Linked DNA regions of Homo sapiens: regions 1 and 2 are each linked to region 3. Evidence: chromatin loops called from intact Hi-C (ENCODE). Cell type or tissue: dorsolateral prefrontal cortex. All regions are shown on one strand.

Evidence for each region. A loop is a pair of places that touch in the nucleus more often than their neighbours do. Peaks named below come from ENCODE experiments on the same cell type or tissue, not always from the same donor. Only the 100,000 strongest peaks of a DNase experiment are listed, where the experiment ranks them.
Region 1: it touches region 3 in a loop (2.8-fold over the local background); 7 of 110 quality-filtered maps call a loop at or near these places.
Region 2: a loop joins it to region 3, with 12 times the contacts of the local background. A loop is called at or near these places in 105 of 110 quality-filtered maps.

Annotation. Positions count from the first base shown.
Region 1 is chr3:42,115,348-42,120,347 of GRCh38, reverse strand. All of the region lies in intron 1 of TRAK1 (trafficking kinesin protein 1), which reads right to left. Among named protein-coding and RNA genes, the nearest start is that of TRAK1, 26 kb to the right of the region's middle. RefSeq lists an enhancer at 1,147-1,236. In dorsolateral prefrontal cortex, CTCF peaks have their summits at 1,205, 1,406 (motif pointing left) and 2,985 (motif pointing left); DNase peaks (open chromatin) are centred at 1,347, 2,677 and 2,997; H3K27ac peaks cover 2,456 bases.
Region 2 is chr3:41,879,534-41,884,533 of GRCh38, reverse strand. It overlaps ULK4 (unc-51 like kinase 4), which reads left to right. Exons shown (of 37, transcript NM_017886.4): 17 at 582-660. Among named protein-coding and RNA genes, the nearest start is that of ULK4, 80 kb to the left of the region's middle. In dorsolateral prefrontal cortex, a CTCF peak has its summit at 3,090 (motif pointing right); no DNase peak of the experiment used is centred here.
Region 3 is chr3:40,577,873-40,582,872 of GRCh38, reverse strand. No RefSeq gene overlaps it. Among named protein-coding and RNA genes, the nearest start is that of ZNF621, 55 kb to the right of the region's middle. In dorsolateral prefrontal cortex, CTCF peaks have their summits at 1,974 and 2,177 (motif pointing left); a DNase peak (open chromatin) is centred at 2,152; H3K27ac peaks cover 2,172 bases.

The DNA.
Region 1 (5,000 bases), 1.5 Mb before region 3:
CTAATGTAAACAAGTCAAAATGTGTTCTCAAATAAGTCACAAATGAAGGGCATCAATTTCCTGACCAATCCCAAAGCCCAAAGGTCCATGGCTTCAGGTAGATATGCAATAACAACAGCCCAAAATCCCACCAACCCCCAGCCTGTCAAACCATCAAAAGGCCAGGCTCAACCATAAGGAGAGGCTTACCCCTCGGCATCGCCTCCTTGCCCAGTTACTGTAATGCCCCATGGTGGCCGGCCACATTGTGGCTGGTGCCATTTCTGGAAAAGAGCTTTTTATTTATTTATTTTTTTATTTTTTGTTTTAAATAGAGATGGAATCTCACTGTGGTGACCAGGCTAGTCTCGAACTCCTGACCTCAAATGACCCTCCCATCTCATTCTCTCAAAGAGCTTTTTAAATCATACTATTGCTCTTTAAAAACCTCCCAGCTCCCTATAAAGTGCTTCATCATTCTGCCTCTACGTTTCTACAGGAGAGGCTACTGAGTGTTTCCCAGTATGCAATTGCCACTTCTTCCTTTTGGTCATGCAACCCCCAAGATGTGGCTGGGCCCACGGCCAACCAGCTAAAAACTGTGTTTCCCAGCTTTCCCTGCAGTAAGGTGTATCCACATGCCTGGTTAACAGGATGTAACAGAACTTCCAAGTCATGCCCTTTCCGTCTGTCCAGTTGCAGAGTTGGCCTGGTGCTGGAGCCATGCTTAGCTAAATTAGTAAAGGCAATGCCCAGGAAATGACCAGAGCTACCTCAGCTGCCTGAAACACCCTGGACCTCCTTCCACTTGAACTTTTAAAAGTAAAAGAAATAAACAACTACCTTATTGAGGCTACAGTTCCAATTACTTTGGTCTCTGTTAAAGCAGCTAACTCAACACCCTAACAGCCTTTCTTATCAAGCCCAGCCTCTGCTATTTTCTCCAATTTCCCTTCACTTAAGGCATACCAACTTCTCACCATTTTCCAAACACATTTTTTTCACAAATCTGAGTTTTTAGACCAGCTGTTTTAGCTCCCTAGAATGCCCTTCACTGCCTAGCAAACTCCATCTTAAAATATCATTCAAATGTCACTCTCTATTGCAAAGCCTCCCTTAACCTCTCTTCTCTGGCTTCCACAGTTCTCAGTACATAAATGACTTCACTACGATGTTAGAAGTGTATTCTCTGTGGCTCTTCCCTACTAATTGTGAGCCCCTCAAGAGAAAAGGCTTTGAATTATCCACCTTACCTTCAGCCCAGCCCTTACTACTTTGCCAGGCAACAGTAAGTGTGAGAAGAGTGATGGAACAAGGGAAGGAGAGAGCAGCAGCCGGTGGCAGGACTAGTCTGTGAATCCCCTGCCTGTCCAGGACAGACACATGCCCAGCCTGCAACATGAGGCAGGTGGAGCCATCTAGTGTCAAGGTCTTTTCAAACCCACCTCAGTATCACCCTAGGTCTTTATCCAGCATAGAGGAAAGTCCCATGGGATGGTAAATGTCCCCTCAATTGCTCAGCAGATGTCAATCCAATACCTACCATTCTTATGACATCACTTTGAAAGTAAAATAACCTAAAAGGACTCTTTACCTCTTCAGAGGTATAACCCTTCCTAGGTTTTTCCCAAGGCGTAAGATTTGGAATGGACCCTCCTACCCAGGATGTGGGCTTCAGTTAGGGCCACCAGGGAGTGAAGAAAGTGTGCTGGAGCCTGCTTGGCACCTGGAAGGTGCAGAGCTGCAGAAGCAGCTGTGTCCATTCTCCACCTGACTGGGGCTAGATCCTCACCTGCAGAGAGCGGCTAGGAGGAGACTCCTCCGTCTAGGGATTTGCACTGATTCTCAGGTGACATGCCAGCTTCACAAAACCTGCCAGGTGCCTGAGGCAATGCTTACATTTTACAGCAAAGGCAATAGCTCTAAATTAGTGTCCAACATTTAACACTCAGAGAACCTCATGTAAATACAGATCTCAGCGGGGCGCAGTGGCTCACACCTATAATCCCAGCACTTTGGGAGGCCGAGGCGGGCAGATCACTTGAGGTCAGGAGTTCAAAACCAGCCTGGCCAACATGGTGAAACTCCGTTTCTACTAAAAATACAAAAAAAAAAAATTAGATGGGCGTGATGGTGGACGCCTATAATCCCAGCTACTTGGGAGGCTGAAGCAGGAAGAACTGCTTGAACCCGGGAGGTGGAGGTTGCAGTGAGCCAAGATCGCAGCACTGCACTCCAGCCTGGGCGACAGAGTGAAACTCCCTCTAAAAACAATAAAAATACAGCACTTTGGGAGGCCAAGGTGGGCGGATCACAAGGTCAGGACATCGAGACCATCTTGGCCAACATGGTGAAACCCCGTCTCTACTAAAAATACAAAAATTATCTGGGCGTGGCAGCACGTGCCTGTAATCCCAGCTACTCGGGAGGCTGAGGCGGGAGAATCGCTTAAACCCAGGAGGCAGAGGTTGGGCAGTGAGCCGAGATCAGGCCACTGCATTCCAGCCTGATGACAGAGCTAGACTCAGTCTCAAAAAAAAAAAAGAAAAGAAGAAATACAGATATGTGGACTCTCAGAAGAAGTCAGCCTATCTAGGATCAAGGGACCTCCTCCTCCACAGAGGAGTTAAATGCTCTGAGTGGTGGCCACCTCCAGAGAGGGAGTGCGATCATTCCAACAGGGTTTCTGGGCCTCGTGCCTGCACGCTGGAGCTTGAGGGCTCTAAGCCCAGGAGAACAGGGACCTGAGTAGCTGCAAGGTGAGCAGAGTGTGCAGAAGAGCTGTCTAGAAGGAAAGTAGCCCTAGACACTCACCCAGTTGGCAGGAGATCTGAGAAAACAGCAAGGGGAGAGGGAAGAATAAAAGACAGGAGAGAGAAAGAGGAAAAACCTAGTGAGAGAAAGCTCAAGCAAAAGCAAAGGAGGAGAGAAGAACAGGAGAGGGAGGAAAGGAATGCCAGAAAGAGGCAATGGCAGGAAACCAGCACCACAACTGCCACCTGCTGGAAGCCGAGAGGCCCTGGGTGCCGGCCAGGAGCACAGTTTCAAGAGTTTGGAGAAAGGACGCCCAGCCTCGGTTCTGCCCCCTCAACTTCGTCCTATCACTCTGGCAAATCACATGTTCATATGCCTGGGACTCAGTTTCTTCCTCTGTAGAACAAAGGTAAGTGGCTGCAGAAAAGCTTTCTTCATACCCTAAATTTCTCTGAGCGGTGAGAGCAAGAGTTGCACATTCTGAGGGCTGTGTCTGGGGGGCAGCCGCCACTCACAGCACTTCCCGGTGACGCCCCCAGTCCTTGACATGCTGACTCCACCCAAGAGACCAGGGATCTGTATTTTTATGAGAGTCCCTGATTTCTAAATGTTGAATACTGAGGGCCAGATTAAACATGCATGCCTCCAGTCTGCACACTGGGACTTCCATCCTGGCGCCACACTCTGGGACTTCAGAGAATGCTACAGACCACATTAAAGGTGACAAAGAACAAGAAAAGGGACCTTCGCTCATCAAATAGTGGCCACCATACAGAGGTCCATCTTTTTTATTTTTTTCCTCCCTGTCCCTCTCCCACTCCATTTCTTTACCCACCAACTTTCCACTTGGCCATCAGAGAGGTGGGTGCAGAGCATGACCCCTGGCTATGCTTGGGGAGGCAGGCGCTCTGGCTAGAGGCAATAACCCTCTCTCATGACACATTACCCATGGCAGTGACTGCAAACCCACAGCAATGTTTTAATGACTTCACAAGACAACACTCCTCACCTACTCAGCCACTTGGAAACCATTCTGTACAGACTTGGAAACAATTCCATTTTCTTAAAATTATAAGGATTAAAGGGCAGGAATAAAGACTCATACATAGGCCACACTGGTGCTGGAGATGTATGTGATACTTTGTAAGTGGTATCTGACAGACAACCTTCTAGAAAATTCCTCTCTATCAAGGGACTATGCAGTTTACAGCTTTAGCTGAACATCTTCAGAGATTCAGTCTTAGTAATTACTTTCCATACCACAAAAGTTGTGATTCCACAAATTACAAAGAGGACATTAGAGCTAAAAACTACTGGCGCAACCTCCTCATTGAATGGAAAAGGACACTGTGTTCAAGCTGAGGAGGTGGCCAAATGTCACAGAGCAAACCAGCAGCAGACTCGAGATGGGTGCTTGGCCTGCGGCAGGTCCCACCATGCAAGAGGCCTCGGGATGTAGCGACAGCACCTCCAGATGCTGATTCGCTTTCCGCTGTTTGCCCAGCACCCGGAACCCTGCCTGGTAACTAGTAAGTGTTCAATAAATGTTTGCTGAACAACGCAAAGCACTTGTATCTATTACTGCCTTTCATTTACTCTCACAAGCCAGCAGGCAGTGCAGGATGAGGATTGGGAACACATTTCATAAATGAGGAGACCCAGATCTAAAAGACAGAAGGGGAAACTGTGGCCCTGCAAGGTTCAGAGACATGGGGGAAGTCTCAAGGCTAAGCAGTGGCAGAAATGGAAGCAAGACCTCCGACTCCACCCTGGCTCACACCCCAGCCACAAAGGGACAAGGGATAGGTCCAAGTCTTCCTTTTCTGCCTCTCTCCCCACTGAGGGACAGCTCACTTGCTGTGAACAGCAAAGGGGATCTCCAGAAGAGAGAAGGACAAGCAGAGAAACCCTCATAGGATGGGAAAGGAAAGACTAACTATGCTTCAGAGACAGGAACGAAAACCAACACTGGGGAGTTCTCTAGAATTCCATGGCCTTAATTACCAACAGAAGAAACGCTTTCTAAGAAAACGGACACAAAATTACACAGTTGAGTTCCACATAGCCTGGTGTCACGTACCGAGTTACCATCTACTCACACATACATGCACCAGCCCCGGTGACACATACCCCCAAAGAAGCAGTCGCACAGAGACAGCCAATCCAGCCGACTCAGCCGTGTTTGGAAACAGGGTGTCCGACGTGAGGCTAAAGGGCAACTGAATGTGGCGCATTCCACTTGGGCATGCCAGTTTGTTGCTCAACAA
Region 2 (5,000 bases), 1.3 Mb before region 3:
CAAATCACATTGAATGTCATTTAATAGTAATTTATCCACTTCAGTTTTCTGCTGGATACTAAAGGAACACCTCATTAAAACTAGTGTTTATGCAAATAACAATATTTAAAAACTTGATTGTAAAAATTTCTTTTACACTGAATACATACAGATATGTTACTGTTCAGATATTATTTACTACTTACATAGAAACTCATTGATCTACTAACAAGTAGAAAAGAGACCTTTAGCCAAATGCCTCTGTACTCAGCAATAAAAGGATTAATTACTGTTTTGCTCTTTTCTCTGGTTAAAGATTTTTAAAATTTTTATTTTTCGTTTTACTATTAAACCACAACTTGTTTAAATTTTGTCGCTGTTGCAGTATTGCAGCGGACATTACGGTTCGTGTCTCCCTAAGTATACGAGGGAGAGTTTCTCTGGGCTGTGTACATGTGGGAGTGTGGGCCTGACCTGTCACATTCAATTTTTATTTCTCAGTCTTATATCTAATGCTCATCATTGCATAATGTAACTAGCTGGGATTAGTTTCCTCGGTCCCCGACTCTTCTTTTCAGAGCCTGTTTTCTCTCCATTTACAGACGGGCCAAGGTTGCTCACGTAATTGGTTTACTGGCTTCGCACACAGCTGAGCTCCAGGAAAATACACCTGTTGTTGAGGTAATGTCTTTTATTACTTAAATGTGATGAATGTCAAGAAATACTGTTCTTGATTCTGTAATTTAGAACCTGCAGCTTTCACCGACCTTCACTTGTTTTTTCTCTGTGGGATTGTGGCAATCGTTCTAAAACTGTTACCTCAACAGACCTTTAGGCTTAAACATAGCAGCACATATACAATGTAGTCCATCATTAAAATGGCACAGCAGAGTTAACAAGGCTTATGAACTCTACTCATCATTATTTCATTTGTTTTTGAATAAGGCTTTTTTCATTTCTAGTTTTCTTATAGTCTGTCCAACAGACTAATGTATTTCCTAGTTAAAGCATAGCTTACAATTCAAAATTCAAATTATTTTGGCCTTTCACCTTGAATGTAGTGTTTTCGTATGAAAGATTACTTTCTACCTATTCCGTTAACGTATGTTACACTTAATTGGTAATGGAGTTTTATCCCTTGAACTGGGAGAGGCTCAAGAGTCAGCATAGGTGAAAAGAACCAAGGCTTTTAGGGGAAACAGCAAGAGCTCCTGAAGGAAGTAAAAAAGGGGTAAGGAGAGGGGATTTTGTAGAGTTGAAGCTGGTTGTGTGGTATTTGGGGCTTTAAGAAAAATTGGAAAAATTTCTATGTCTGTCTTGTCCACTGTAGTAGCCAACTGGTATTTGGAGCCTTAAGAGGAATTGGAACATTTTCTCTCTGTGCTGTTCACTGCAGCAGCCAATTGCTGGGATAGTATCCCAGCTGGCCTTATAGTGTCTGGGTGGAGATTAATTTAATTTCAGTGTATTTCCCTTGCTTACAATTCCATCTCTATTTCCTGCAAACTGCTGGATCTCTGAGTTACTAGTAAAATGCCACAAAGTCTAAATTTTTCCTTTTTTGGGGGGCCTAAAAAAATGAATTGTGACCTATATGATTACTGATGGTACCCAGCTTGGTTCTCAGAGATGTGTCAGGTAGATTTTTGTCTGAAAGATTGAGCATCTAGGGCAGTATTACCAGGAAGATGAGAAGGCTTAGGATCTCAAAAATGGGGGTTCCTTCTGATGGCTCAGAGCAAAAGGTCTCCAGTGAGATGGAGTAGCTGTAGGAGATGGGAGAGAACTTAAAGTCCAAGACAAAGTGCCAAGATTTTAGAGGATGTTCCTGCATCGTCAGAGCAGGCATTGGTTGCTCAGGAGCTGTGAAGAAGGAGCCTCTGAATATGTGAAATATGACTGTTGAATTAAATGATTCAGTAGTTGCAGTAATAAGTATTAAGTAGGATGGATACTTTAGGAAGCTGAGTTAGTGAATTTGAAGATCAGTTGGATGAATTCTCTTAGGATTCAGAAAGAAAGAGGATAAAGATTATGAACTAAAAAGGCATGGATGATAGTTTCAGATTTGTTGAACTATCCAGTATAGTAGCCACCAGCCACTATGGCTATTGAGTGCTTGAAGAAAAGCTAGTCTGAATTGAGATGATCAACTTATAGAAAAGAATACTACGACCACCCTGTAATTTCCAAACCCCATTGTTCTACTTTATCTTTTTCACAGCATGTATCACCACCTGGCATTTTATGTATTTATTTCTCTTTCCACACTAGACTACAAGCTCCATTGGAATCGGGATTTTGAACTGTCTTGTTCAACACTCCACTCCAGTGCCTAGACAGTGCCTTGTGTATGTATAGATACTGACAAATATTTCAAAATAAATAAAACTGTATCAGCATTCTTGGGACTCCGTGTGGCAGTGCCTGGAAGATGGTGTGTTTTGCTGCTGCAGGAATTGTCAAGGGGCTGGGCAGAGGGCATGTGAAGTAACCTGGGACCTGTTGGTCACCCTGGGTGATGTGATGGCCTCATTCTACTGGTACTTGCTGTTGCTGCTGCTGTACTCCCACTTGGAGAGTTTGGCCCAGCAGTTCCTGAACCATATTTGTTACCTGTTCTCACTCAGGTTGAGTTCTGTGGCCAGTTTATATTCTCAAAGTATTTCTCTTACTCCAGTTGTTGTACTTTGTTGACATTGTATTCCTGGTGCTGCCTCAACTGAGAGGAAAGGGTGGATGTTAATTCCCGAGGTTCTTGTATCTTTTATTCCAGTACTGTTCTCTTCATGGGTATTTGCTGATGCTTTATTAGTTCGAAATGCAAGAATTTAGGGAAAATCATACTTATTTGATTAAAAAAAATGGCGTGTACTGAACTATCTGGTGAACTATTTTGAATTACACTGTATTGTGAACTACATTTGGTTGGATAATAGAGAGCTTGTATAATAACTTGAAATTGAGCTAGGTGCTCCTTTGTGATGCCATCTTAATTTTGTTATTTCTCAACACTTTTTAGTTCTTTATTTCATTACTTTTAATGGCAAAAACTGTAATTACTTTTGCACCAACCTAATTCCTGCTGTGAGCAATTGGCTGTGATAATTTAAGTAGCCACTAGAGGTCATTCAAGCACCAGAAAAAAAGTTGTGCAAGTTTTAAGAATTTATGTTTCAGTTTCCAAAAGCAGGATCTGTGGAGGCTGAGCAGGTACATGGTACCATGTTTCATCTTTTTCCTGTTTTTTTTTTTTTTTTTTTTTTTTTTAGAAGTTTCTGCTACAGGATGTGTGGCTCCATTCCACTGGTGATTTTTACCATTTGAGATGAATAAGATGAATGAAAACCATTATAGTCTCTCCAGAAAAATAAAGTCAACACCTAGCACATGATTTTAGGGGATCTGGGAACCCCGTGGAGTGAATCTTTGGTTCATAACTCTTGAGACCAGTTTTCTGTAAAACTCACAATTGGGTGCTTGTAGATAATTTTTCAATAATCAGTAACAAAATTTCAAGTGTAAGATGAATCCTAAATTCTCTATTAGGTTTACTCTCAGTGAACAGGAAAAATTGTGGTTGCAGACCCTATAAGCATCTTATTTTATTTTACTTACTTATTTATTTTTTTGCGATAGAGTCTCGCTCTGTTGCCCAGGCTGTAGTGCAGTGGTGTGATCTTGGCTCGTTGTAACCTCTGCCTCCCGGGTTGAAGAGATTCTCAGCCTCAGCTTCACGAGTAGCTTGGACCACAGGTTCATGCCACCATGCTCTGCTAAGTTTTGTATTTTTAGTAGAGACACGGTTTCATCATGTTGGTCAGGCTGGTCTTGAACTCCTGGCCTCAAGTGATCCATTTGTCTTGGCTTCCCCAAAGTATTGGGATTACAGGCATGAGACACTGCACCTGGCCCCTATAAGCATTTTAATGGCATAGAACCTCATTTTGTTACTCACCTTTGTACCCCACAGTGCCGAGCCAGCAAAGTAATGTGTATTTTAGGCAGTTAATGCTGGAGAGTTTAATGAATGATTAAAAGAATGTCAGAAGAATATGATGGTATAATTTGTTATAAAGAGACAGAAAAAATGGAGCAAAAATCTATTTTACTATCCTTGTAATATAATTTAAATCTCTTTCATCTTATTCTGTCATCAACAGCTACAGAAAATAACTGGTCATGATCTCCTTTATGCATTTAGAAGCATTTATTGACATCTGTATCTTTTTTACTGAAAAATATAACCATCTGAAGCTTATATTCCTAGATAACACATTTACCACTCTGTAATCATTGTGGTTTCTATGTGTAATAATTTTAAAAAACATTTCTGATATTAAGCCAATATATTTAGTCTGAAGCGTGCAGTGGATATATTTTATGAAATTTAATATAGACCCATCAAATTCTAAAACTGAAAGGAATTTTTTTTGTGACTGAGTCTCACTCTGTTGCCCAGGCTGGATTGCAGTGGCGTGATCTTGGCTCACTGCAACCTCTGTCACCCAGGTTCAAACGATTCTCCTGCCTCAGCCTCCCGAGTAGCTGGGATTACAGGCATGCACTACCACGCCCAGCTAATTTATTTTGTATTTTTAGTAGAGATGGGGTTTCACCATGTTGGCCAGGCTGATCACGAACTCTTGACCTCAAATAATCCATCCGCCTCAGCCTCCCAAAGTGCTGGGATTACAGGCATGAGCCACCACTCCTGGCCAAAAGGAGTATTAACAGACATTTTAGGTTAACCCATTCATTAAATTTCTTTATTATCAGCTGGGCGTGGTGACTCACGGCTGTAATCCCAGTACTTTGGGAGGCTGAGGTGGGAGGATAACTTGAGCCTAGGAGTTTGAGACCAGCCTGGGCAACATAAGGAGACCCTGTCTCTAGAAAAAATAGAGTTTGGTGTGGTGGTGCACGTCTGTGGTCCCAGCTACTCAGGAGGCTGAGACATGACCCTGGGAGGTTGAGGCTGTAGTGGGCTATTATCATGCTATTGCACTCCAGCTTGGGCA
Region 3 (5,000 bases):
AAAGGAGCCAACTGTATCATTCCAGTGTGATTTGGCCAGAGGTGCCGATGGGGCCCGGGGTGGGGTGACAGGCCCAAGGAGGTGTCACTGAGCTATGGATCCAGGTCCACCCTGGCTTGTCTGACCCACTAGAGCTTCCTCCTCCTGGAAGGGTTGGCAGAGGTTATTCCTGTATGTAGCTGGGAGCTACAGGAGGGCTCCTCACAGAGCTGCAGTTGCTTTTGTTTTCCCCTGGAACAGCTGCCTGGAGAATCTGGCTCAGAGAAGTTTGTCTATCATTCTTGAGTAAACCATAAGGACAGCAGAACAATGTGTCAGTCATTTACACCTCAATGAAAACAAATGAATAAGATCCAGTCTTTGAATCCCAGATCTTAGGACCAAAGGGGACCTTAACAACCAATGCTCTTTCTGTCTAGCTGGCTTCCTTCTTTTCATTCAGTGCTGGTGCTATAGCTTGATACATTTATAAAACATACCTCCTGCCCCTCCCCCTTTGCACAGCCCCCTACTATTCTCATCAATTTAGAATTTGAGCACTAACCATGAACCTTGTAAAAACAGGCATCCCTTCATGAAATTACAAAAAATGAAAAAGCCCCAGGTCCAATGCCATTTGCTCCCTGCCCAGCTCCTGGATGAAGCTCTGTGACCTGGGAGGCTCCTGAACACCCTTTGGCCCTTTGACAGAAGGGAGGGAGGGTGCATCACGAGCTTCCTTTCTGGCCCAAGGTTGGAGGTGATGACCCTCAGGCAATGAGAAGGCTGCTACCATGAAGAAAAGTGTCTTGCATTTTCTAATTCGCCATGCCCAGTGTGACTTCAACCAACAGCACCCAAATGGATCAATGACAACTATATCCTGGAGGTGTCCCTATGCTTAACAGAAGGTTAATGGTGCTTAGGAGTGGAGGGACCCCTTACTTTTTCCTCATCCCTGCAAAGGCAACACCCACCCTCCCTGCAGCAGGACACACAGAGTAGGGCTCACCCATTCTGCTCTCCCAGGTCCCCTCAATCTTCCTCCTCTCTTCTGCTCCATCCCAGAAGAGAGAAGTAGATGGGGCGTGGAGAACAGCTGGGCCCAAGCAAGGGCCTTGAGGCTGGAGGCGAATACAAAGGGAGGTGAGAACCACAGGGAGAACTACTTTTAAGCCTCCATCTGGTAACAAATGAAAATGTGGAAAGTAAGGCACATGGATTTCCATTGCAGCAACATGTCTTTGAGCAGGAGAGGCCATCTGTGGGTAGTAGTGAGGCCCCTGATTTCAAAGTTTGAAGCAACGAACCTCCATTTCAAGCCCCCTTTGCCACAAACTAGCCTGCAAGAGATATAGAAGCACCTGCCTTACAGGATATGGGAAGATTTCTGAATGACAAAATACTTAGAACCATGCCTCGCACATGAAAAATGCTGTCTAGGAGGAGGAGGAGGCATAAATAGCACAACAGAGGACTTGGCACCACAAGTGGAGCTGCAATAAGCATATAGAGCACTTCCCAGTTTGCAAAGCCCTCTTGATTCTGTTCTTACATGTGTTGCTCACAGCAGCCCTACAAGGCACAAGCTGTCCCCACATCACAACATGAAAACACTGACATTGTGAAATGACAAGAGATTTGCTAGTCATTCACATGGATTTCCCAATGGATATCAAAACAGGGCACCAGGAAAGGAGAAAAAGAGAATAGGTCTGATGAGCCCAAGCAGAATTTTGCCACAAGGAAATTTAGAAAGATGCTTCCTTGCCAGTTGGCATCATGCATGTTTTGGGGTCTTGTAGGGCCAGTGTTGTGTTTTACACATGTGGGAAAAAGGTGAGGTACCATAATCATTTCAAAGTCCAAATACAGCTGTTTGTGTACCCCCACAGATAAATGCAGGCAAAGCAAAGGTAAGAGCCCAGGCTCCTAATTCCAGCTTCCCTGATGGTTTCAGGGCACAGAGACCTCATGGAGCCAACAATGACATTCAGCCCAGGATTTGCAAATGGACCTAGGCAGATCTTAGCAGGCCTGCAAGTGGGATTGTCATCCTGCTTGTGTCCAAGGCCTCCTGCCTCCATCCTGGTTTCTGTTAGAGATGTGAGCACAGTCACCTACCCTCTGTGCTAATGCAGCCTCTGCCAAACCCTTAAACTGAGGGTTTATGCCTGCATCTGAGCTCCACCTAGTGGCAGATGTTGGGCATGGCGTCCAAGTATGCGTTTCCTTTCAGGACCACCCCCCTCCATTTAGAGTCATATAGTGTAAAATAGACACTTTTGACTCAGCACATCTGTGACCTGGACCCTTTGTAACCACATTCATATAACCTTCCCTTTGCTGGTCCCTTAGCTTTATGTATGCTGGGCAGCCTGAAGGCATTAACCTGGCCAATTGTAAACCTAGCCAGAGATTGTGTGAGCGTCCTTCCTACTCCCCTTAAAGCCTTCGGCTCTATGATGTTCCAAAGGCGTGATTTGGGCTGACCTAGCAGCCACATGGCATAATGGAAAGAATACAAAAGTAGGGATCCAAAGACATGAGTTCTAATTCCACCATCTCAACTAGAGAGCTGGATGGACTTGGATAAGTCATCCAAGTGCCCCAAATCCACTTTCCCATCAGTAAAACTGGGATAACAATACCCATCATTGACATCACATGTTGTGACATATGTGCTAAACTGACACGTGATACTTCTCAGCAAGAAGCCAGCATATAATTCAAGAGAGTTTCTACACCTTTTTAAGAAATGGGTAGCAATCTGTGTGCCCGGTTCTTCCTTGCCTTTGCACATGCTGGTTTCTCTGCCAGACGTGCCCTTATCCCCACTCCTCCCAGCTAACTCCTCCCTCATGCACTAGGGTGAAAGTCTTCCCTCACCCTACTTCACCTTGCCTCTGGGCTCCCTTAATATACTGTTAGGGGGTTCATCACCCTTTGTTGTACTCATTTGCTTCTTGTGTCTTTCCCCAACTAAACTGCATCCTCTTGGAGGGCAACTAAACTGTTCACTCTTGTATCACTGCTGCCCAGCACGAAGCCCAATATATGGTAGGCTTTCAATCCTCCTTTGTGTGGAATGACTTAAAAAGTGAACTAAATAAACAAGCAGTACTGCAGGCTCCTGAAGATTCCTCCTATGTATTCTTTCAGAGTCCTACTTGTTTTAGATCTGCAATTCACCTGGAATTGAGTTTGGTGTATGTGTGAGGCAGAGATAAAGACAGACTTTTTATATGTAGATATACAATACACCCAACACTGTTATTTTAAAAAAACAACCTGGTCAAGCACAGTGGATCACACCTGTAATCCCAGCATTTTGGGAGGCCAAGGCGGGCCGATCACCTGAGCTCAGGAGTTTGAGACCAGTCTGACCAACATGGAGAAACCCCGTCTCTACTATAAATACAAAATAAGCTGAGTGTGGTAGTGTGCCCCTGTAATCCCAGCTACTTGTGAGACTGAGGCAGGAGAATAGCTTGAACCCGAGAGGCGGAGGTTGCAATGAGCCAAGATAGCGCCATTCCACTCCACCCTGGGCAACAAGAGCAAAACTCCATCTCAAAAAAATAAATAAAATAAAAAATACAACCTTTCACCACTATACTGTAGTGTCACCTTTGTCATAAATCAGGTGGCTATATAGGTGTTTTTCTGGTTTCTGGACTACCTGTTGTGTCCCATTGGTCAGTTCATCATCCTGCCTCCTAAGGCAAAGACCCTGCTACAGCCCAGGTGTGGTGCCTCACACCTGTAATCCCAGCACTTTGGGAGACCGAGGCGGGTGGATCACAAGGTCAGGAGATTGAGACCATCCTGGCTAACACGGTGAAACCCCGTCTCTACTTAAAAAAAATACAAAAACATTAGCCAGGTGTGGTGGCGGGTGCCTGTAGTCCCAGCTACTCGGGAGGCTGAGGCAGGAGAATGGTGTGAACCCGGGAGGCAGAGCTTGCAGTGAGTAGAGATCGCGCCACTGCACTCCAGCCTGGGCGACAGAGCGAGACTCCGCCTCAAAAAAAAAAAGACCCTGCTACATATTTACCCTGTGCAAATAAATAACAAAATGTAAGCCAATTAACAACTTGATGCAACACCATGCCCACTTGAAAGCCCTGAGCTGTGGCAGTCGAAGGAGGTAAGTTCCAGGCTGTAAGCGGAGGCTACAGGTAAGCAGGAAGCCTAGGGTCCAAACCAGGAGAGGGCTATCAAGGAATAGAAGGTTGCAGCCACCTCTGAGAATCTGTACACCTCATAGGAATGAACAAGGGGTGGACTGTCAGTTTAACAAGGGCCCAAGCAGAAAGGCAAGTTGGGGAACCAAGTCAGGGGAAGCTCAGGCATTGCCTTAAATTCCTGACAGGAACCAAGGGAATTGTGCACTGCTCTGGGCTGAATTCACTGGCCATTACTGCTATGGCATCTGGTTCTTACCCCTACAGGCAGCTCTTAGGGAAGATCTGCTGAGCAGCTCAAGGTATCAGGGGGCTTCTGACAGCTGGGGCTTGGAAAACTGCAGAGAATCAGGAAGAGACAGATGCTGAGAAAGCTTCAATTTCTGTGTACCTTCATCGGGAAACTCAGGTAAGTGAAGAGGTCCCAGGTGGGGACTATGAGGATCTCTGTGGCACCTGGCCCTCCTAAAGGGCCAGCTGTCACTCAGTATCAGGCAAGTATTGCCACATAGAAATGAGGCCCAGGGTTATCAGCTCTTTCAGTTTTCCAAGAGAAGCTGCAAATCCAAACTTATATGCACAATTTTTAAGTACCGGCAGCTAATCTTTTAAAGTTGTAAACACTGTGAGCTATAAAACCCATCTACAGATCATATCTAACCATATCTGATTTAGTATCTAATTGGTGTCTTTGAAACCAATGGAGGGAGAAACAAATTCTGGTATTCTTAAGTCCTGGGTGAACCTACAGTGTTGTTCAGCTATCAGGAGGAGAGTGTGGAAGAGGTGTCCACTAGACCCTAAAAAAATTTACTGTGAAAATGACTGAGAAAA